2 separate regions of the Homo sapiens genome follow, and region 1 is linked to region 2. The links are chromatin loops, found by intact Hi-C in ENCODE. Cell type or tissue: B cell. All regions are shown on one strand. Each heading gives the region's core, and the rest is flanking DNA. Links, peaks and the distances in the headings are about the cores only. Region 1 overlaps CPLANE1 (ciliogenesis and planar polarity effector complex subunit 1). Region 2 holds the start of CPLANE1 (ciliogenesis and planar polarity effector complex subunit 1).

Region 1 (11,673 bases), core at 2,363-10,362, 63 kb after region 2:
GAAAAGGTACAGTAAAAATACAGTATAAAAGATTTTAAAAAATGGTAAGTATGGGTCACTTACCATGAATGGTGCTTACAGGACTGGAAGTTTTTGCCCCAGGGGAGTCAGTGAGTGGGTGGTGAGTTAATTTGAAGGCCTCGGACATTTCTATACACTACTGTAGACTTTATAAACACTGTACACTTAGGCTATACTAAATTTATTAAAAATATTTTTCTTCCATAATAAATTAACCATAGATTATTGTAATGTTTTTACTTTATGAACTTAAAAAAAAATTAAAACCTTTTTGACTCTTGTAATCATACTTGGCTGAAGAGACATACAGTGGCATAATCACAGCTCACTGCAACTTCAAAGTCCTGGGCTCAAAACATTCTCTAACCTCAGCCCCTTGAGTACTGGGACTACAGGCGTAAGCCACTGTACCAGCTAATTTATTTTTTAGTTTTTGTAGAGATGGGGTCTCTGTTGCCCAGGCTGGAGTGCATTGGTGCCATCTTGTCTCACTGCAGCCTCTGCCTCCCGGGTTCAGGCATTTTTCCTGCCTCAGCCTCCTGAGTAGCTGGGACAACAGGCATGTACCACCATACCTGGTTAATTTTTGTATTTTTAGTAGAGACGGGGTTTCACCACGTTGCCCAGGCTGATCTTGGCCTCCTGAGCTCAAGCGATCCACCTGCCTCTACCTCCCAAAGTGCTGGCTTTACAGGTGTGAGCAACTGCACCTGGCCTAATTTTTTTTATTTGTAAAATAGAGACATGGTCTTACTATGTTGCTCACGCTGGTCTAAACTCCTGGGCTCAATCGATCCTCCCGCCTCAGCCTGCCGAAGTGCTACGATTACAGGTGTGAGCTACTGTGCTTGGCCAGGCTTTTTTCTATTGAAAAATTTTAAAGTTTATTTTTTACTGTTTAAACTTTTTTTTTTAATTTAAACTAAGACACAACATATTCATTAGTCTAGGCCTACATAGGGTCAGGATCATCAATCTCTCTGTCCTCCACCTCCACATCTTTTTCTACTGGAAAGTCTTCAGGGGCAATACCATGCTTGGAGATGTCTTCTCTTATAACAATGCCTTCTTCTAGAATAACTCCTGAAGGACCTGCCTGAGGCTATTTTACAGTTTTTTTTAATAAGTAAGAGTATACGCTAAAATAACGATAAAAAGCATAGTATAGTAAATAAATAAACCAGTAACAGTTGTTTATTATTATCAAGTATTATGTACTGTATATAATTGTATGGGCTAGATTTTATATGACTGGCAGTGCAGTAGGTGTGTTTACACAGTTGTCACCATAAACACCTGAGTAATGTGTGGACTATGATGTCATGATGTCTCTAGGTGACAGAAATTTTTCAGCTCCATTATAATCTTATGGGTGCACCATAGTATATGCAGTCTGTCATTGACCTGAGTGCCATTATGTGGCATCTGACTATGTTATCTATCCCATGTTTAAATTTACTTGATAATTTCAAATATGTCTTTTCTATAGTTTTTTTAAAAAAATCTATCCAATCAAGGTCCACCACACATTGCATTTTGGTTGATATATAAATCTTTCTCTTTTTATAGTGTGATCGTAGCTCACTGCAGCCTTGACCTCCCAGGTTCAAGTGATCCTTCTACCTCAGCCTCCTGAGTAGCTGGGACTACAGGTGTGCACCACCAGGCCTGGTTTTTTTGTTTTTTTTTTTCATTTTTTCATAAAGACAGGGCCTCACTTTTTTGCCCAAGCTGGTCTCGAACTCCTGGGCTCAAGCAGTCCTACCTTGACCTCCCAAAGTGCTGGGATTACAGGCAGGAGCTACCATGCCTGGCCTATAAGTCCATCTTAATCTATAAAAGTTTCCTTGCCCCCATTCTGTTTCATGCCCTTTATTTATTGTGGAAACTCGATCGTTTGTCTAGTAGAACCCGTTCTATTCTGGTTTCAGTTGGTTACATCTTTTTGGTATTCAAACATTTTTGACCATGATTTAAAATAAGTGCAGATTTTATAGCAAGGTAATACATGCACACACCCATATGAAGTTAGAATGAAAATTTAATGAACTACCTTTACTCTTACTGTGTGCAATGCACTCTTCTTTTCTTTTCTTTTTTTTTTTGAGACAAAATCTCAAGTCTGTCACCCAGGCTGGAGTGCAGTGGCGTGATCTCAGCTCACTGCAATCTCCACCTCCCCGGTTCAAGTGATTCTTCTGCCTCAGCCTCCCAAGTAGCTGGGATTACAGGTGCACACCACCACGCCCAGCTAATTCTTGTATTTTTAGTAGAGATGAGGTTTCACCAGGTTGACCAGGCTGGTCTCGAACTCCTGACCTCAGGTGATACACCCACCTCGTCCTCCCAAAGTACTGGGATTACAGGCATGAGCCACTGTGCCCGGCTGCAATGCACGCTTGATATATTCTGTTGTATTCTATTTTAAAAAGATGATTGAGACTCACTGAATTGATTTTATAGCCTAGTAACTAATAAAAGGTTGTAATCCACAGTCTGAAAAACACAGATAAAGGATGTTTTTAGATGAGTCACTGTTTAGTATGTTGCTGCACTGTGTCTTGCTAGTTCTTGGCCTTAGTTCTATCCCAGCTTGCCTGTGAAATATGAAATAATGAAACACATCTGTCAGTAATGATGCCTTTCTCAAAAGATTGGGCCGTGCTCCCCCGGCAGAATCTATGAGAATCTGATGTGTGGGGTGGGCTGTAGTGTGAAAATGCTCACTGGAGACCCTGATAGTCCCCCTGGGGCCATGTACCCACCATCCTCTCTCACTATTGGGATGAATAGAATGTGTAGAAGACCTGCTTTCTGCCCACTTTCCATAATGTCAAACTGTTCTTTTTGACTTTGTAATATTTATTTTAAAAAGCATATTAAATAGCTCCCTAAAGAAAATGAAAATACTGACTACTAATATAAAAGTCAGTTTATTGTAAAAATAAGGCTTATTTAAAAAATTAAGGCATAGGCTGGGTGTGGTAGCTTATGCCTGTAATCCAAGGCAGGTGGATTACCTGAAGTCAGAAGTTTGAGACCAGCCTGGCCAACATGGTGAAACCCTGTCTCTACTAAAAATACAAAATTAGCCAGGTATGGTGGCACACGCTTGTAGTCCCAGGTACTTGGGAGGCTGAGACAGGAGAATCACTTGAACCTGGGAGGTGGAGGCCAAGATCGCACCACTGCACTCCAGCCTGGGCAAGATAGAGCAAGACTCCGTCTCAAAAAAATAATCATAATAAAATAAATAAAAATAAACAATTAAGGCATAAATGAATGAATGCTAAATTTTAGAATATTATCTTTCTTCCTCCAAAGGAAAAGTTCCTATATTTTTCTTTTTCCAGAGATGGTCTTGCTATTGTGCTGCTAGAAAGAAGCGTGTGCAAGTGTCTTTTTCATATAATGATTTCTTTTCCTCTGGGTAGATACCCAGTAGTGGGATTTTTGGATCAAATGGTAGATCTACTTTGAGTTTTTTAAGGAATCTTCACACTGTTTTCCATAGTGGTTGTACTAGTTTACGTTTTCACCAGCAGTGTAAAAGTGTTTCCTTTTCACCACATCCATGCCAACATGGAGGCTGGTCTCAAACTCCTGGGCTCAAACGATCCTCCCACCTCAGGTGTCCAAGTAGCTAGGAGACAAGGTCTTGCTCTGTCTACAGAGCCTACACCACCCCGTTGAAAAGGTCCTATTAACCATAGAACATGAGATGGTTTTCACTTAATTGGTCACATGTTAACTATAATAGAAATTTAAGATTAGCAGAAGAGTGAAAACTTGTTTTGATAGCTGGATTGTGAGCCTGTGCATTGTGTATAGTTAAATCCTGATGCTCCATACAATGGAACACCATATTGGCAACAAGAAGACTTAGTATATTACCATGTGAAAAGATATCTAAGATATAGTAGGTGAAAAAAAAGCTAGTTGCAAAGCAGCATACATAGTATGATTTTATATATCTTTGTGTACTTGTATTGCTTTTAATAAAAAATTATTTACTATTAGAAATAGTTTTTAGTATTAAAAATGTTTAAACATAAATGAATATCTGTTAGTGACTTATAAGTCAATCTCCATGACTTTTATATAAGGACTTTTATATAAATTTACAATGAGCATGTGTTCATTTTATAATGAATGAAATAAAGACCTTTATTTTGAAAAAAATGATCAGCAGAGTTGGAGTTGTTATAATATTAATGTACATACTCATGTGATTTTCTTTCATATTTGTGTTCCTGCTTTAGGTTGCTTCAGAGAACTTTGTGCTCTGTGTTGGATGCTGCATGTCCGTGATAAGTTATCCTATAGTTGCAGGCAATATCAGAAAGCAAGAGAAAATGTAAAAGGAGAAAAGGTATTTACCAGGGCAAAAATAAGAAAAATGAACACACGTTAAGTGGGAAATTATTGTTTAAAAGAAGATTTTATTGTTTGTAGCAAAACTTTCTTTTGAACTCATTCTGGTCTACCATCTAAACTAAAAAGGAAATGAATGTTTTTCAATATCCTTTTAGGACCTTGAAGTGGAGTTTGATTCTTGTATGATTGAGCACTGTCTTAGTGCAGTGGAATGGGCTTATAGAATGCTGCCTTTCTCTCGGTTTTTTAATATGGAAGAACTTATTCAGGATATAATTTTGAGCCTTATTGGAGAACTGCCACCAATCAGAAAGGTAATGTGCTTGTAGGTGAAAGTAAACTACATCAGAATCAGAGACTTTAAAAGATTTTTATTTAATTTTAATTAAGGATGATGTTGCCTTTCTTTGGATTATTTCACTTAGCATAATATCTTGTGGGTTCAAAAAGGTAAATACTGTAGGACCTCACTTGTGTGTGGAATATAAAAATGTTAAACTCACGGAAGCAGAGAGTGGAATGGTGGTTGTCAGAGGCTGGGGATGTGGTGGAAATGGGGAGATCTTGGTCAAAGGGTACAACCTTTCAGTTACAAGATGAATAAGTTCTAGGGATCCAATGTACAATATAGTGACTATAGTTTTTTTTTTTTTTTTTTTTTTTTTTTGAGACGGAGTCTCGCTCTGTCACCCAGGCTAGAGTGCAGTGGCGCGATCTCGGCTCACTGCAAGCTCCGCCTCCCGGGTTCACGCCATTCTCCTGCCTCAGCCTTCCGAGCAGCTGGGACCACAGGCTCCCGCCAACACGCCCGGCTAATTTTTTGTATTTTTTTAGTAGACACGGGGTTTTACCACGTTAGCCAGGATGGTCTTGATCTCCTGACCTCGTGATCTGCCCGCCTCGGCCTCCCAAAGTGCTGGGATTACAGGCGTGAGCCACCGCGCCGGGCTATAGTGACTACAGTTAATCGTAGTGTATTGTTTACCTGAAATTTGATAAGGGAGGATATTACAATGGTAAATGTGTGTATTGATGGATGTGCTAATTAATTCGACTATGGAAATCAGCACAGAATGTATACGTATATTAAATCATCACATTGTACACCTTGAATATACACAGTTTTTGTCAATTACATATTTTAAAATAAAAAAGTAAGTTGATACTAAACTCCTATTAGCAGACAGATGCTCAGAGAGAGGCTTTGACCTGACTTCAAAAGATTAGTAAGAAATGTGCATTTATATTTTGAGTTAAAATAAAATATTTGTGGAATGGAAGAAAAAAAAAGAATGATGTTTCTCATAAAACTTAAACAATTTTTTTTCTGAAGGTAGCAGAAATTTTCGTGAAAGCATTTCCCTATCCTGAGGACGTGAGGGTTCCTTTAAGAGACAAATATCACTCTCTTCACCAGAGACTCAGACACTGTGTTGTGAAAGGTATTATTTGTTGTTTCTCAGATAGCTAACAGATAAATTGCAGAAGATTCCCTTTTTGTTTTGAAAATATTTATTTACTGTTGCTTATGTGTCTATGCATTTTTGCCTCTTCCTTGAGATAGGAGTATGAGAAGGTAGAAACATTTCTCCATTGCAGAAAGACTAATCTCTTGCTTTGGAACCAGATGAAGCTGACTTCGGCTCATGGCTCTGTCAGTCAGTAACTGTGCGATCTTAGGCAAGTTGCTCAGTCTCTCTGAGCCTCATATCTTTATTTGTAAAGTGGGCATAGTATTACCTGCTTTATGATGTGTATTCAGAGAGGATTAAGTAAGATAATATAAAATGAGCATATGGTACTTTGTATATTGCAAGTATTTGTTGAAAACAAGTAATTTCCCTTTATGGTTATTTATGCTTCTAATTTTGTTCTTCAAAATTAGAATACACACATTTCTTACTGTGGTAAAATGCATATAATATAAAATTTACCATTTTAGCCATTTAAAATATGCAATTCATTGACATTAAGTACATTTACAATGTTGCAGAATTTTTAAAGAATTAAAATTACCCTGCTTTTTAAAACTATAATTCAGTATTTAAGTCCAGGTATGTCCAGTGATTTTGTATTATTCTATTAATATATTGTATTTGTGATTTGTATTTTTCTTAATACTTTTTTTTGACATCCTCTAAAATATTCTGTTTATGTATTAAATAATGTTTTAAAATGTTTCTATAGGCAGCCTTGAAAACCTTCCCTTGCTATTGTTTCTTATTACTTTTAGTAAGAAAAATGTCCTTGATTTTTTTGGCTAGAATTATCCTCATTTTATCTTATTCTCTATGTGATAATAGAAAAAACATTCATTATTCTTTTTATTAAATATAATTATCCTTCTGAGTTTTAAAACAGTTAAATCACTTAAAGTTTTTTTTTTCCAGGGCATACTTTTTCTTCATGAGGTCTAGGTTCTGTCTCTTTTACTGTGTTCTTTAATGGACCTTCTTTAGCTTCTGCAGTTCTACTTTAAAATATCTTTCCAGTAAATACTGAAGAAAACACGACCAGTAAGAATGTGGAAATAAGCCTTAGTCATCAGTTAGGTTTCTTGTCCCCAGGAGGGACCAGAGTTGGGTCTCCTATGTCTTGAATTGAAATATTTTAATGAACACTAAGACTTTTTATTCTTTTCTTTCCAGGACCCCAGACTGAGGAAATGATGTCTGTTGTCATGCATTCTATCCAGAAAGTGAGGGTGAAAGCTCTAAAACGTGTGCAGAGAAATATAGGCTCTTTTGAAGTGAATATATGGGAACCAATTGAAGAAGAGAAACCAGATGAGGCTCCAGGTGTTGACAGATATTCCCTGGGGACTAGTTTGAGCAGAAGTACACTCACAGAACTAGGAGATTCTGTGGTTCACAGTGATGCAGATACGTTCTCTGAAGCTTTGTCGGTTGAAGAAAAAAGTAGGATAAATATCTATCAAAGGTACAATTGAGATCTTTTAATCACTGGCATTCACTTCCTTTGAAAAGTAGCTTTCAGGCATCTGATGAGCTGATTTCTGGTCCCAGCAACCCTCACTGATTGTGCTATTAATAATATGAATGATAAGTGCCACCCCCTCCACTCATAAGAATATTAGGAGTATAAAATGAGACTATACATTCGAAAATTTACTTTAAGTATTATTGATATATGAAATAATTTTGCCATCTGAAATTATAAAATCAAAGGAGTAGATGAAATTCTACACTTCACTGGAGGACTTTCAGTTTTTTTTAGTAATCTTTAGACTTAAATAGTTTGAGGTTACTGAGTTAGCCATATTATTTTTAAGGAAATTTTTCCTTAAATTTCCTTAATATTTTTAAGGGAAATATTTCAGGGAAGGAAATTGCCTCAATCAGAAGGGATGGGATGCTTTCAGCCCAGGTGGCCAACACCTGTTCTCTTACTGAGGGAACTAAGGATCTGTGTTCTGCCCTAGGAATCATGTTGAGAAGAAACATTTAAAAGGAATTGTTGTTGGGCAGTTAAGGTGTCCGCCCAACAGGTTTCATAACAGCTAAAAGTGTTTAGAAAAAGTTCCCAGTTTTTGTGTGGTAAAACAAAAAAGGTCAGTCTTGCTTATTACACATGGTATTAGGGGAGCTGAGCGGGCAGATGCAAGAGAGAAACAAGAAATCCTAAATTTTGTTGTATATCAGTGGCTTGGAGTTTTTGTTGACTTTGTATTCCTAAAATCTGACCCATTAGAGGACTATTTCTTTTACCCACAGAAAAATTATTCATGTTCTTTTATAGTGAAATTTCTGTGGACACATTTTAATCTCTTCTAATACAAATTTTCCCTTTTGATAGTAATTTTTTTTTGATCTCATAGTAGAAATGTTCCACTCTTGAAAACACTTAGAAATCATTTAGTCCCACTCCCTCATTTGAAATGTAGGTAATTGAGGCACACAAAATATACATGACTTAATCATTGGAGAGAATTTTCCATGTCAATTCTAAGATCAGTTTTAGTGATTAAATGATCTCTAATTTTGTCTTATTTTATTTTTTTGCTATAGAAATGCCCCAAATCACATGGAATTAACATCAATTCATAAGCCAACTGATAAAAGGAAAATGTGTAATCAGAAAGAAAATCCTACAAAGAAAGAAGATCATGAAAAGTTATCACAAAATACACTTCCTGTAATAGGTGTTTGGGAATTTGAACGTGATGATGATGAATATATTAAATTCCTTGATCTGTTTTTGAGTTACATTCTTGAAAGAGACCTACCTTATTCCAGGGATGCTGACATTCCATTTCTAACTAGTTTTTCTGGAAAGCTTAGAGAACATGAACTTAATTCTTTACTTTTTGATGTACATACAACATTAAAACGACATCAGAGCAAAACTAAAAGCCAGAATGTGTTTAGAGCTGGTTCTTGCTTTGTTGTTGCTCCTGAGTCCTATGAATCAGAAAAATCATCCTCTTTAAATGATGAATATGGCATGCATTTAGAAAACCAGAAACTTTCATCATCAGTACTGGTTAATCAAGGGATCAAACCTTTTTTACAATATCCTTCGAATGAAGTCAATAAGAATGAAGGAATGAGTGGATTATTTGGTTTAAAACAAAGGTCAATTTACAAAATACAAGATGACACTAGAGAGAAATGTCTAATCCAGAGATCATCAAACCACATTTTTTGGACTCCCAAGTCCATTAAAACTAGAAGATGTATTTTCAAAGCTATTCAGTGCAATGATATTAACCCTCAAGAAGATCTTCCTTTAGCACTAAACACTTTTGGCAGTATAGGAAGACTGCTGGAATGGATGATAAGGTGGTCTAATAGAAGGCTACTCTGTGATTCTGGTATAACTGAGTCATCCTCTGAGTACAGTCCAGTAATTCGTGTAAAGACCTCTACAGCTGCCATTCTTACATCATTATGGCTTTTGGAACAACCCTATTTTGCTACATATAAGGCAAAAAATGCCATTATTAAGGTAAGCATATCAATTGTTTATTACTTACAAATGAGAATTCTCATTTTAGATTAAAACTATGTTTACATTTCCCATCTTTTAAAGAATCATTAAATAATAGAAAATTAATGACAATGTTGATTATAATCAGTATCTCCTATTTTTTTCTTCCAGTGGTTCCTTTAATTCTTAACAATAAAGTGCTTTCAGAGAGGCTGTGAGGTTTTGAAGTTTTATGTGTATTTATAAAAAAGAAAAAAAGGAAGGAGATAATTTTAAGTGATATTACAAGTGGTATTACACGTATATTATTTCTCCTTTCAGTTTCAGGTTTTGGTTCAGATGAAGGAGGACTAGGTGGCTCTGTAGTTTTAATTACTGATGTCTCATCAAGTCCGTTAGGGGATAGTTTTTCTTATACTCTCAGGCCAGAAGAGGTTGGAGAACCAAACACAGAAAGGCAGATGGGGGAGTCAGTAGAGGAGTTAGTGTTTAATTAACTATTCTTTCTTCCCTAGTCAATGGCAAGTGCTTTTATTCTGAAGTAGTTTATTCTAGGCTGAAGGATGTGAGTGTGTGTGTGTATGTGTGTGTGTGTATGTGAATATGTGAATTTGTTTTATTTTTTACTTATTCATTTTTTGAGACAGAGTCTTGCTTTTTGTTTTGTTTTGTTTTTTGTTTTTTTTGAGATGGAGTCTCACTCTGTCACCCAGGCTGGAGTGCAGTGGCGTGATCTCAACTCACTGCAACCTCCGCCTCCTGGATTCAAGCGATTCTCCTGCCTCAGCCTTGTGAGTAGCTGGGACTACAGGCACGCGCCACCACGCCTGACTAATTTTTGTAGTTTTTAGTAGAGATGGGGTTTCATCATATTGGCTAGGGTGGTCTCAAACTCCTGACCTTGTGATCCGCCCGCCTCGGCCTCCCAAAGTGCTGGGATTACAGGTGTGAGCCACTGCGCCTGGTCCAGAGTCTTGCTTTATCACCCAGGCTGGAGTGCAGTCTTAGGATCACAGCTGTCTGTAGCCTTGACCTCCTGGGCTCAAGTGATCCTTCCACTTGAATCTTCCAAGCAGCTGGGACCACAGGCTCATGCCACTATGCCTGACTAATTTTTAAATTTTTTATAAAGACAGGGTTTCCCTTTGTTACCCAAGCTGGTCTCAAACTCCTGAGCTCAAGTGACCTTCCCACCTTGGCCTCTCAAAATGTTGGGATTACAGGTGGGAGCCACCACACTAGTCCTTTTTTTCCCTTGAGATTGGTTTCTGTTATCATAAGGTATACAGTTTATATGATACTGTGATATTAGTCATCCTTGAAATGTGTATTTCTAGGTAATGTATATGGAAATTTTAAGTGAGACAAAAAGGATGTACCTTGTGTTTTTAGCTGCATGTATTTTTGTCTACTATGTCATTTTGAAATAACTACTGAATGTCTTTATGATATAGCAAAGGGAATGAAATGAGGATATTATAATTTTTTTGCCATTGTTTTGTGGCCTGAAAACAATGACAATATGCCTTACAAATTTGTAAGGCTGATTTCTTTTGAATACTATTTAGGTAGTCAGATTTGCTTTTTCCAGTTAGAATAAAGACTTGATCATTGCTTCAGCAACAAATATTGAGTTGTAGAAATGCAGTAAATATTTGATAAATGAATAAGAGGATTATTCAGAATTCCTGTAGAAAGAATGAATAATTTTAAAATATGGTGAAAAATAAAGGGTTCAATAAATACTAAATACTTTAAATGGTTTGCTTTAGATGGTAGAGAATCGTGACACTGGGTGTCAGATTGGACCCAATATTGAGAGGGAGAGCAAATCAGATGCTGGCGGTTCAGTTGCAGTAGCAACTCCAGGTGGAACTGAGGAAAGAAATGGTCAGAATAAATCTTGTCAAAATATCTTGAAGTAAGTTGCCGATTATACTCTTCTTTTCAATATAAGACATGTAGTTTGATGGCATTTGGGCTTAAAGGGAAGATCAAACCCTTGAAAGTTAAAGGAATGAGCATTTTTTGAAGTAGAGGAGCAGGCAGTGAGCTTTCTGAGGTGCTTTAACAATTCATTGCAAATTGTATTTCTTCCCTCTTGGTCTAGCTTATATCTTCTGAGAGAGCAATTAATTCATCCTGAGGGATTCCTTTATCAATTTATTTCCCATATCAGAAGTTGAACTAATCCTTTCATCCATTTTTATATATGAAGCAATGCTAGGAGTAACATAGCTTTGAATACCAAGGCAAAACCCATTATAGCATGAAGAGTCCTTTGTGAGAATGATAATTTTAGTTGAAATTATTCCAATCATTCGA
Region 2 (11,673 bases), core at 1,505-9,504:
GTCTCACTTCTGACACCACGTATGTCAATCTAAACAGCAAACAGAGAGAGACTTTCCAAAAGAAAATGATGTTTATTTGAAAATACAGCACTGCAATGGAAATACGCATGCCACAGTAAACTATGTGTGTATGGTTTCTGAAGGAAAAAAATGAGAATTACATAATTGTTTTGAAATAATTATACTTCGCTACAAAGATCAACAACAAGGGTGACACCAGTCTGAAGTTGAACGGGCAGTTGCTGGGCAGATGTCCTTTCGGAAGCATTTTTTGTTAATGATTGCAATGGCCTTTGTGTGAGGTTGCAGAGTTTTTCTTGTTACCAGCATGTAAATGTGAGAACCCTCTCTTCATGGTCCTCCTCAGCTCTGTTTGTCAGGGTTTTCTTAACATTAGTGACTCTATTTTGACTAAGACAACTTTCTTCCTTTTTTTTTTTTTGAGATGGACTCTTGCTTTGTCACCCAGGCTGGAGTGCAGTGGCATGATCCCAGCTCACTGCAACCTCCGTTCCCTGGGTTCAGGCAATTCTCCTGACTCACCCTCCTTAGTATCTGGGATTACAGGCGCCTACCACCATGCCAGGCTAATTTTTGTATTTTTAGTACAGATGGGGTTTCACCATGTTGGCCACGCTGGTCCTGAACTCCTGACCTCAAGTGATCTACCCGCCTCGGCCTCCCAAAGTGCTGGGATTACAGGTGTGAGCCACCACGCCCGGTCAGACTATGACAACTTTCACAATGGTATTTTGTTACAGTAACCTGAACACACCAAATAAGAATATAGATTATATATTTATAATTATGTAAATATATACTTATATATTTATAACCAAAGGTTAATTACAAGCACTCTCTTCCCCTATACCATAAGGGCATATAATCCCTCCTACCACTATCACTATCTTTTTTTTTTTGGAGATGGAGTCTTGCTCTGTCACCTAGGCTGGAGTGTAATGGCGCAATCTTGGCTCACTGCATCCTGCGCCTCCCAGGTTCAAGCGATTCTCCTGCCTCAGCCTTCCAAGTAGTTGGAACTACAGGCGCGCACCATTATGTCCGGCTAATTTTTTTTTTCTTTGAGACGGAGTCTTGCTCTGTTTCCCAGGCTGGAGTGTAGTAGCACTATCTCGGCTCACTGCAACCTCCACCTCCTGGGTTCAAGCGATTCTCCTGTCTCAGCCTCCTGAGTAGATGGGATTACAGGTGTGTGCCACCACGCCTGGCTAATTTTTGTATTTTTAGTAGAGATGGGGGTTTCATCATATTGGCCAGGCTGGTCTCAAACTCCTGACCTCAAGTAATCTGCCCACCTCGGCCTCCCAAAGTGCTGGGATTACAGGTGTGAGCCACTGCGCCCAGCCCACTATCACCATTGATCCACTTTGTAGGTTGATTAGAATGAGAGAAAGAAAATCTGCAAGATAGAACATTGATAAGAAAGAGACTTAGGTACCAAAAAAAAAAAAAAAAAAAAGGAAGTACCATTATTTGTCAACATAAAGACTTTCCCTTCTATATACTGGGGTAGAGGCTCATAAAGGATGTTCAATTTTAGAAAAAAAAAACAAAACTATATTTTCTTTGTAAGATGTGTAAATTTGCCATCATCTCACTTACCACAAAGGAAGCCAGCCTGAAGACAAAGGGCAGAGTGAAGAGAATTAAAGAAAAATTGAACAAGGGTCCTGCCCAATCAAACTTGTAGGAAACCTGCCGAACCTCTGCATCAATGAGACGATCAGTTGGAATTACAGGTGTGTGCCACCACACTCAGCTAATTTTTGTATTTTGAGTAGAGATGGGGTTTCACCATGTCATCCAGGCTGGTCTCGAACTCCTGACCTCAAGTGATCCATCCACCTCAGCCTCCCAAAGTGCTGGGATTACAGGTGTGAGCCACCATGCCCGGCCCAGAATGTATATTTTAACAAGATTCCCAGGTGATCCATACGTACATTAAGATTTGAGAAATACCATTGTATTAGGCTGTTCTTACATTGTTATAAAGAAATACCAGAGACTGGGTAATTTACAGGAAAATAAGTTTACGTGTCTCATGGTTCTACAGGATGTATAGGAAGCATAGCACTGATATCTGCTTCTGGCGGGGGCCTCAGGAAGCTTTTACTCACGACGGAAGGCAAAGTGGGAGCGCGTAAGTCACATGGCAAAAGCAGGAACACAGGCAGGGGGGAGGTGCCACTTTTTTTTAAAAGAGAGTCTTGCTTTGTCACACAGGCTGGAGTGCAGTGGCATGATCTCAGCTCATTGCAGCCTCTGCCTCCCAGATTCAAACGATTCTCATGCCTCAGCCTCCCAAGGTGCCACACACTTTTAAACAACCGGATCTCATGAGAACTCACTCACCATCATGAGGACAGCACCAAGGAATTGTGCTAAACCATTCACAAGAAATTCACCCTCATGATCCAATCACCTCCCACCAGGCCCCACATCCAACACTGGGAATTACAATTCAACATGAGATTTAGGTAGGAACAAATATCCAGGCTATATCTACTGTTTTCTTTGGGTTTGTATAGCATGTTCTTTATTCATTGCTAGTAAAATACTCATCTGTCTCCCACTAAACCTGTGATATTCTTGAAAGCAGGAAATCTGTATTATTACTTTTTGTATTCTGACCACTGCTAGTTGTTCACCAAAACCATTTTCTCAGTCTTTCTGGGTACACTGCTAATCTACATTTCCCAGGCTTCCTTGCAGTTAGGTGTGATCATGTGACTAAGTTATTTCCAGTGGAATGTAAGCAGAAATATTATGTACTATTTCTGGGCACAGGTCTTAAAGACTGTGGGCAAAGCTCACTGTTTTTTCCCTTCTCTTTGACTGGAATCTTAGTTTACAGGGTCTCAGTTGCACTAGCTACATTTCATATGCTCAGTAGCACTTTTGGCTAATGGTTACCATATTAAGACACAGCAGACATAGAACATTTTCATCATTACAGAAATTTATATTGGATAGGAGCACCCTAGAGAGAATATCTACAATCTGTCAGATACCCCAGAATCATTACAATAAATCACCTCTGTTACTTAGGCTAATCAGATTTGATTTTACTATATGCTTTCAAAAGGAACTCAGTTATTATATATCTGGCACTATAACTATACCTACTAAACACTAAACCAAATCTGATGGGGCAATTCTCAGGCTTATTTCTATTTGACCTTTATCAGTTTTTTACCTGGTCAACCATTTCCTTGGATCTCTTCTACCCCTGACATTCTCTCATAAGAATTGGTATGCTGGCAGGCCACGGTGGCTCACACCTGTAATCCCGGCACTTTGGGAGACCGAGGTGGGTGAATCACGAGGTCAGGAGTTCAAGACCAGCCTGGCCAACATAGTGAAACCCCGTCTCTACTAAAAATACGAAAATTAGCTGGGCCTGGTGGTGGGCACCTGTAATCCCAGCTACTTGGGAGGCTGAGGCAGGAGAATCGCTTGAACCCGGGAGGCGGAGGTTGCAGTGAGCAGAGATCGTGCAACTGCACTCCACCCTGGGTGACAATGTGAGACTCTGTCTCAAAAAAAAAAAAAAAGAATTGGTATCCTCCATAAAATCTCTTACCAATATATACTAAAGACAGATGACCCTTAAAAAGTGCAGAGAGGGTGAAAGGGAGACTGATGCTTATTTTACACATTCTGTGTTCCCAAGCCTCCCATCGAGCTTCTGAACCACGCATCTAAATTGTTCACTAGATAGCTCCAGAGGCATCGCAAAATGGATGTGCTTCAAAATGAAACTATTCCTCATTCAAAACCTAGCTTAGTTTTGAACCTTCCCATCACCCAGATAGAGAAAATGGACCTGTGCATACTGCGATCATGGTATTTATGACTGCACTGTAACTTAAGTGTGTGTGACTCTCTTTTGAATAGGGACACCATCTTCCCCTCTTTATACCTAGCATAGTGTCTGACACACATAAGTGCTCAATGATTTTTATTTTAGCAAATTGTAGTCATTTCCATACATTATTTTTTACAGTAAACATTGCCGGATACATTTCCATACGTTTTTAAAGAATAGAGGAGGAGGAAGAGGAGGGAAAAAAAGGAAAATAAATAAATAAACGTGTGGAGCAATCAACTCCAGAATCACACCAATATTTCTAGGTCTAATGGCCACACAGCAAAATCAGCCTCAGTTATCCCATTGTCTTCATATCTTAAGACCTAAAAATGGGAACACAGGATTGTGGGAATAGGTTAGGATTTCTCAGTTTCCAAATTTTTCTGTGAGACTTTTATGCTAACTCTAGCACGGCTTATGTAAAATGTTCGTGATTTGGGGGTGGATCTAAACCACCTCAGATCTATAACCTCTGAGATAAGTGGGGCTGAGCTGCCAGAATGCCATCCGCCATTTATCCCACCCAGAGACACAGGGGTAATTGTGGTTCTGATGCAGCCAGTTCGCCTACCCTGTAACGCTTATTTGCTAAAATAAACCAACCTAAGAGCTAGCCATCCAATGCAGAGGGCAGGGCCATTTTCGGTGCAGAACATACCTGGCCTAGCCAAGGGTGACAGGGTCCTGCCTTCAAAAACAGGCCAGTCACATGAAAGAGTGAAGATGGGCGCATGTGGAGGAGGACAACAGGCCACTGCCTGAGGCCTTCACATTTAAGCTACACAAAAATGCTTTTCCAGGTGAGCAGAGCTCTCGGGCTGCCTGCTTGTGACCCCTGCTCCTGTCAGTCACGAGAACAGGGCGAAGGAGGCGAAAACAGTGCGGAGAATAAGTCCGTAGGACAGTGAGTTCGGAAAATGCCTTCTTCAGTGTTCCAAGGTGCCCACGTGAACTGAGGAGGGCAGAGCAAAACCCCTTATTTTCGGGTCTGTGCAGGGTCCCCGCTAGGAAGGGGCAGCCCTTGAGTTTCATGTTGGTCGGTTATTAAGCGGCTCCCCCGTGAGCCCCGCCCAATGCCTGTGCGCTCAAACTAGCAGCGTCCGAGGAACGCGTTAACTGGGAGAAGTGAACTGAGGGGGTCCGGCGGCCGCTGAGGAGGGGAGCGCGCGGGAGGAGGGGCGAGGAGCCCGGAGGCGGGCGCGGCTGGCAGCTTAGAGGGCCCGGGCGGAGGCCTGAGAGCAGGGCTGGAGGGGCGGAGGACCGGGGAGACCCGCCCGCGGCGTTCCCGGCCGGTTCTGAGCAGGCGCCGTGGCAGCGCCCGCGCCCCCTGCCCGCCCTCCGCCGTCGCCAGGACGCAGGCTCGCGTCAGGGCTGGCGGTAGGGCCCGCAGCTGTCGGCCTGGCGTCTTCACCCCGCGCAGTCGGCCTCGCCTAGCCTTCTCGCGCCTGACTGGCCGGACCCTGCCCCTGGCGGAGGTAACTGCCCGCGGATTCCTTACCCCGCGATCCTGGCCTCCTCGTAAGCTCCCCGGACCCGGGCGTCCTCGGTCTCCCCTCATCTACTCTTCTGTCGGGCAGGTCCGCGACCTTCCGCCTCCCGGGCCGTCTCCCGCCGCACCCGGCCCTGGTACATCCCCACTACCCAGTCCGGGCCCGTCCTCGCTCTGGGCCTACCCCAGCCTCCCAGCGTCGCCTGCTGACGGAGCGCGGGAGCCCCAAGGGGCCGGGGTCACCCGGCCGGCGTGGGTGGTGCCAGGCTCGGGCCACACCTCGGCACCGGACCCGAGTCCCCCAGCTTCTCGAGCAGGATCCGGAGGAATAGAACGTCAATTTTCCTCGCTCTTAGCAATTTTAAGATTGACTAATGGATTTAGGGTATGTCAGTGCATAAAGTTCCCAGTATTTTTTCACTCAATAATTTTAGCAGCGCTGATACTATTGACTGGATTTGTTATTTCATTAGGAGCTGCAAATGATGCTTTTCTAATGCCGGCGTTTCTCTGGCATTTGGTTAACCCTTTTGTGAGAATTTATTTTATTTGCAATTTTATTTATTTATTTTTGAGCCGGAGTCTTCGCTGCGTTGCCCACGCTGGAGTGCAGTGGCTCTCACAGGCACAATCACAGCTCACTGCAGCCTCGAACTCTCTTGTCCTCAAGCGATCTTCCCATCTCAGCCTCCGTGCTGACTGATAGCTAGCATCTTGATAGATCTTTGTGTGCTGTCTCTGAGTAGTTTTTCTTTTAAAGCTATTTTATTAAAAAAACAAAAAAACAAGCCCATCTAATTTGGCCGGGCACAGTGGATCACGCCTGTAATCCCAGCACTTTGGGAGGCTGAGTCGGGCGGATCACCCAAGGTCAGGGGTTCGAGACCAGCCTGGCCAACATGGTGAAACCCGGTTTCTACTAAAAATACAAAAAAATTAGTCCGGTGTGGTGGTGCATGCCTGTAATCCCAGCTACTCGGGAGGCTGAGGCAAGAGAATCGCTTGAACCCGGGAGGCGGAGGTTGCAGTGAGCCGAGATCGCGCCACTGCACTGCAGCCTGGGCTACAAGAGCAAAACTTCAACTCAGAAATAAAATATAAATCAAAACTTTATGAAAATTGTCAGTTAAGATCTTCAGTGGTCCATGCGCAGTGGATCGTGCCTGTTATCCCAGCACTTTGGGAGGACGAAGTGGATGGATCACTTGAAGTCAGGAGTTTGAGACCAGCCTGGCCAACATGGTGAAACCCCATCTCTACTTAAAATTAGCCAGGCGTGGTGGCACACGCTTGTAGTCCCAGCTACTCGGGAGGCTAACGCAGGAGAATCACTTGAATCCGGGAGGCGGAGGTTGCAGTGAGCTGAGATCATATCACTGCACTCCAGCTGGGGCAACAGAACGAAACTCTTGTCTCAAAAAAAAAAAAAAAATGCCCAGTGAATATTATGCATCATTTATATTTTATTACTATTATTGTTTACAGAATCTTGGGACTGTTTTACTTAATTGGTCATTGATAGCTTAACAAACATGGAGATAAGATTAGAAATCTTGACATCAACAGGTATTAAGCAGAAAAAACCATGGCCACGTGTCTCCTGGTTGGGAAAGGTAGGTTTTTCTTTATTCATGCAATACCAGTTTTATATATGTTATATGTGTGTTTTGCCTGTAATATAGGAGTGTTCTATGATCTTAAATAAATAAAACATCATCTACTGGAGGAGGATCTACAGGAGGATCACCTACCTGCACACTGAACAGGGTTTTGTGTGTGTTTCGTTTTTATTATAATGAGCAAGTTAGCTTTTCCAGAATGTTAAGTGGTTTATTTAGAAGATTTTTACTTAAACTATTTTTTTCATATTATGTTTAAGTCAAGTTTAAGTTAAGTTGAGATGGCATATATCAAAAGGGAATATTTAATGTCCTGAGCTTTCCTTTACTGGAACAGTTAATGGAGTGTTTCCTCCTATTGTGGTTTTCATGATTGTGCTATGAAGTGTTCTTGGAAACTAGGATGGAAGAAATGGGCCACAATACGTTAGTAATCCAGGAATGCCATTCATAATATATGGCATAGATTCCCCACTTAGGGAAAGTAGGCAACCCTACTTTATTTGTGATGATTATTGAAATAAAGTGTTAAATTTCCTGTGAGAAATTATACCACTAACTCCCCTGTAACAGGAGTTCTCAAACTATCAGAACTATCTGGAGAGGTGGTTAAAACACAGATTGCTGGGCCCTGTTCCCAAAGTTTTCAGTTAATTAGGTCTGCTGTAGGGTTGGATATTTTGTATTTTTTTATTTTTATTTTTTGAGATGGAGTCTCGCTCTGTTGCCCAGGCTGGACGCAATGGCATCCTCTCGGCTCACTGCAACCTCAGCCTCCCAGGTTCAAGCGATTGTCTTGCCTCAGCCTCCTGAATAGCTGGGATTACAGACGCATGCCACCATGCCCAGCTAATTTTTATATTTTTAGTAGAGGCTAGGGGTTTCACCATGTTGGTCAGGCTGGTCTTGAACTCCTCACTTCTGAGGTGTTGCTGATGCTGCTGGCTCAGTTATACCTTGAAAATCACTGCCTTAGAATATATGAAAACAAAGTTAACTCAAAACAGCCTACTTTTTCTAGGTAATAAAAAATGAGCAGAGTCAGGGATTTATGAATTTCAGAAGCTATATCTATTTTAATCTAAGTAAATAATTTAAAAACTTGCTCATACTACTGTTAAAATTGATGAGAGTCAGGTTCAGTGGTATGCACCTGTGGTCCCAGCTACTCAGGAGGCTAAGGCAAGAGGATCGCTTGAGCCCAGGAGTTCTGGGCTGCAGTGTGCTATACCGATTACGTGTCTGCACTAAATTCGGTATCAATATGATGACCTCCCGAGATCAAGGGGCTGGGGTAACCACCAGGTTGCCTAAGAATGGTGAACTGGTCCAGGTCAGAAATGGGCCAGGTCAAAACTCTCATGCTTATTAGTAGTGGGATAGTGCCTGTAAATATCTACTCCACTTAAGGCTGGGCAACAAAGTGAGACCTCAGCTCTTAAAAAAAAAAAAAAAAAAAGATTAAAAAGTAGATAAGCCAGTTTTGGCTAGCAGAATTAGAGGACACTCCTATAATTTTAAACTTCAAAGAAATTGAAATACAACTACTAGGTAGCCTTACCTATTAATTCTAACGAGGTATTTTAAAACAATTCAAAATGTTCAGGCTACTATAGAGTATTAAGCTTAATGTTCATTTTATGATTTGTGGTACAAATGGATAATCTTTCTTAAATGTCGCTTTGATTTCTGGGATAATTTATTTAGGCAGTAAGTTGAATTAATTTCTGGCACCTCTTGAGTCCTTCACATGTTTCTTCTCTTAGGAAAAAGAAGCCGTTTTTCTTTTGGATGATAAATTCATAAATGAAATTAATTTGCTATCAGGAAAGATAAAGAAGAAAATTCCTAGTCTGCAGCCTTTCTTGAAGGATGTTATTGTCCTAACAACATCCAGTAATGGTTAAGTAGTACTGATATTTTCAAATGGCTAAAACTATATTTTTTAATAACTTAGGGTGATGTTAAAGGAAATACTAGATTGTAAGTATTGCATTTCATTTTTGGAAACAGATGCCTGGCTGGCTGGGGTACTAACTACAGGAGAGCTTTTCCTTTGGAACAAAGATCAAGATTGTTTGAAAACTATACCAATAACTGAAAAGCCTAAGGAAATGATCAAAGCTACAGTCGGTGGGAATTTTTTTATTTGTTTAAGTTGGTTTAACTAGGAAAAATAGGAAAAGAGGATGAAACATTTTTCTGTTACTGTCTTGAAAATGTATTTCTGTGTATGTGCATATGTATATCTGAGTGTGTGTATATATATATATATATATATATATATATATATATATATATATATATATATATAGTTTTGGTTATGTTTATCTGTGATACTGAGACTCAACTTGAAGAAGAAAATTCTGGCATGCCTAACATTTCTGTGATAATAATAGGTTTCTAATATCACATAATATATACTTGATAAATGTTGCTATTTTTGTACTTTTTTTTTTCTTTTTTTTGAGACGGAGTCTCGCTCTGTCGCCCAGGCTGGAGTGCAGTGGTGGGATCTCAGCTCACTCGCCTCCGGGGTCCACGCCATTCTCCTGCCTCAGCCTCCCGAGTAGCTGGGACTACAGGCGCCAGCCACCATGCCCGGCTAATTTTTTTGTATTTTTAGTAGAGACGGGGTTTCACCGTGTTAGCCAGGATGGTCTTGATCTCCTGACCTCGTGATCCACCCAGCCTTTTTTTTTCTTTTTTAGAGACAGGATCTTGTTCTGTCACTCAGGCTGAAGTATAGTGGCATGATCATAGCTCACTGCAGCTTTGACCTTTTGGGCTAAAGCGATCCGTCTCCTTAAGCCTCCCAAAGTGCTGGGATTACAGGCATGAGCTGCCGTGCCTGGATTGTATTTTTTGCTAGTGCCTTAGTTTTGACATCCTGAATGGTAACATTATTTGTTTTTTTTTTATTGTAAGAATACATAAATTATGTACTTTATTGGGGGGAATTCAGACTTCAGAGGCTTAATTACTTTTTTTGTTACTTTTTTAGCAAGCTCTTTGAGACTGTACTTGTATGTATCTGGAAATGGGAAAAGAATTGTGCTCATAACACCTTCTGGATGCATATTTCTTTGGGAATATTTGGAATTAAAGAATATCTTATCTTCTAAAAGCCTTTCATTGGCGGGTCGGTGGTCCCAGGTCATACCTGAAGAAGCAGTTCTCTTGCCTTCCACCGAAGATAAAGAAGCTGTAGTGAATGCTGTTTTTATAAAAAATGAGGTAAAATCAGTCTCAGACTCTTATCTGTGAAGCAGATTAGCAGAGTGTGTAATGGTATAACTATATATCTTTAGTCACCATAAATTTTCATAGTAATTGTGAAATTCTTGTATGGAAAAGATATTTTTATATTTCTTGGGTCACATTTTTAAAAAGTGTTTATTAAAATTAGTTTTAACTTAGAACTCCTTTTCTCTATCCTTGATTTAAAAATATAGCTTGTTATGCCGGGCGCGGTGGCTCACGCCTGTATTCCCAGCACTTTGGGAGGCTGAGGCGGGTGGATCACCTGAGGTCGAGAGTTCAAGACCAGCCTGACCAACATGGAGAAACCCCGTCTCTGCTAAAACTACAAAATTATCTGGGCGTGGTGGCACATGCCTGTAATCCCAGCTACTCAGGAGGCTGAGGCAGGAGAATCGATTGAACCTGGGAGGCGGAGGTTGCAGTGAGCCGAGATCGTGCCATTACACTCCAGCCTGGGCAACGAGAGTGAAACTCTGTCTCAAAAAAAAAAAGTATAATATATAATATATATACACGTATATAATATATATCGTATATATTATATATTATATGGTATATTATATATGTATATAACATGTATATATTATATATATTATATGCATATTATATATTATATATAATACATGTATATTATATATTATATTTTTATATGTTATATATTATATATGTATATATATTTTTTATATATTATATATAGAGAGAGAGCTTGTTTGGTAATTTAACAAGCTAGAATTGATGATACTAAATATGCGATTTAACTGGGAAATAACAGATTCATGAACTTAAAAAACCAAAACGTATTTAAAATATCTGCTTGGTATTCTTCGTATGTGTGGACCAGCATTTTATTATCCAAACCACTCTTGTTAGAAATTTCACTTTGAAGTTTTATTGTCCCCTCTCCCCACTCTCAGGGTGGTGTGCTAATTTAAATAGTATAAAAGTATAAAAAGAGAAAAATAAATATGTAAGAATATTTTCAGTTATAGTCACAGTCAATGTCAGTATTTTCTTAAGAGCATAAACTACAACCTGATTACCCATTTGAGACCTGCCTCTGGCTCAGAAAAAAATTACTTAGTCTTAAGCTTAATGTTAAGGATAAAAAGTATAAGCAAGATCTCAATATTTTTTACTGGTTTATGATGAGGAATATATATATGTATTTTAGTATCTTGATTTATTTTCAGATTAATTTTATACTAAAGTATATTAAATTTATCTACAGTTATTTGGAGACTGCTGCCTGTGTTCATTTACTTTTTATTCTGGGGAATGCCTGAAGTTAACATTTCTAGCAATTCGGTGGCATGAGAATGTATTTACATCTGTAAGGTGAGGTAAATGTTTTCTTCTTCCTTTTCTTACTGATTTTTTTTTCTTTTGGAGGCAGGGTCTTGCTGTGTCAC

What was found. A loop is a pair of places that touch in the nucleus more often than their neighbours do. Peaks named below come from ENCODE experiments on the same cell type or tissue, not always from the same donor. Only the 100,000 strongest peaks of a DNase experiment are listed, where the experiment ranks them.
Region 1: it touches region 2 in a loop (2.1-fold over the local background); 3 of 110 quality-filtered maps call a loop at or near these places.

The regions. Positions count from the first base shown.
Region 1 is chr5:37,180,453-37,192,125 of GRCh38, reverse strand. It overlaps CPLANE1 (ciliogenesis and planar polarity effector complex subunit 1), which reads left to right. Exons shown (of 53, transcript NM_001384732.1): 22 at 4,284-4,393; 23 at 4,554-4,712; 24 at 5,732-5,840; 25 at 7,047-7,338; 26 at 8,427-9,366; 27 at 11,121-11,269. Among named protein-coding and RNA genes, the nearest start is that of CPLANE1-AS1, 63 kb to the left of the region's middle. RefSeq lists a silencer at 7,133-7,333. In B cell, for the core only: no CTCF peak of the experiment used is centred there; a DNase peak (open chromatin) is centred at 7,215; H3K27ac peaks cover 560 bases.
Region 2 is chr5:37,242,939-37,254,611 of GRCh38, reverse strand. CPLANE1 (ciliogenesis and planar polarity effector complex subunit 1) reads left to right here and starts at 5,236. Exons shown (of 53, transcript NM_001384732.1): 1 at 5,236-5,367; 2 at 6,867-6,994; 3 at 8,767-8,902; 4 at 9,014-9,133; 5 at 10,005-10,237; 6 at 11,493-11,599. The coding sequence starts at 6,914. It overlaps CPLANE1-AS1 (CPLANE1 antisense RNA 1), which reads right to left and starts at 5,566. Exons shown (of 2, transcript NR_134263.1): 1 at 5,391-5,566; 2 at 3,966-4,215. It also overlaps the pseudogene RN7SL37P. RefSeq lists silencers at 1-119, 4,916-5,395, 5,596-5,735. In B cell, for the core only: no CTCF peak of the experiment used is centred there; a DNase peak (open chromatin) is centred at 5,331; H3K4me3 peaks cover 1,799 bases; H3K27ac peaks cover 1,454 bases.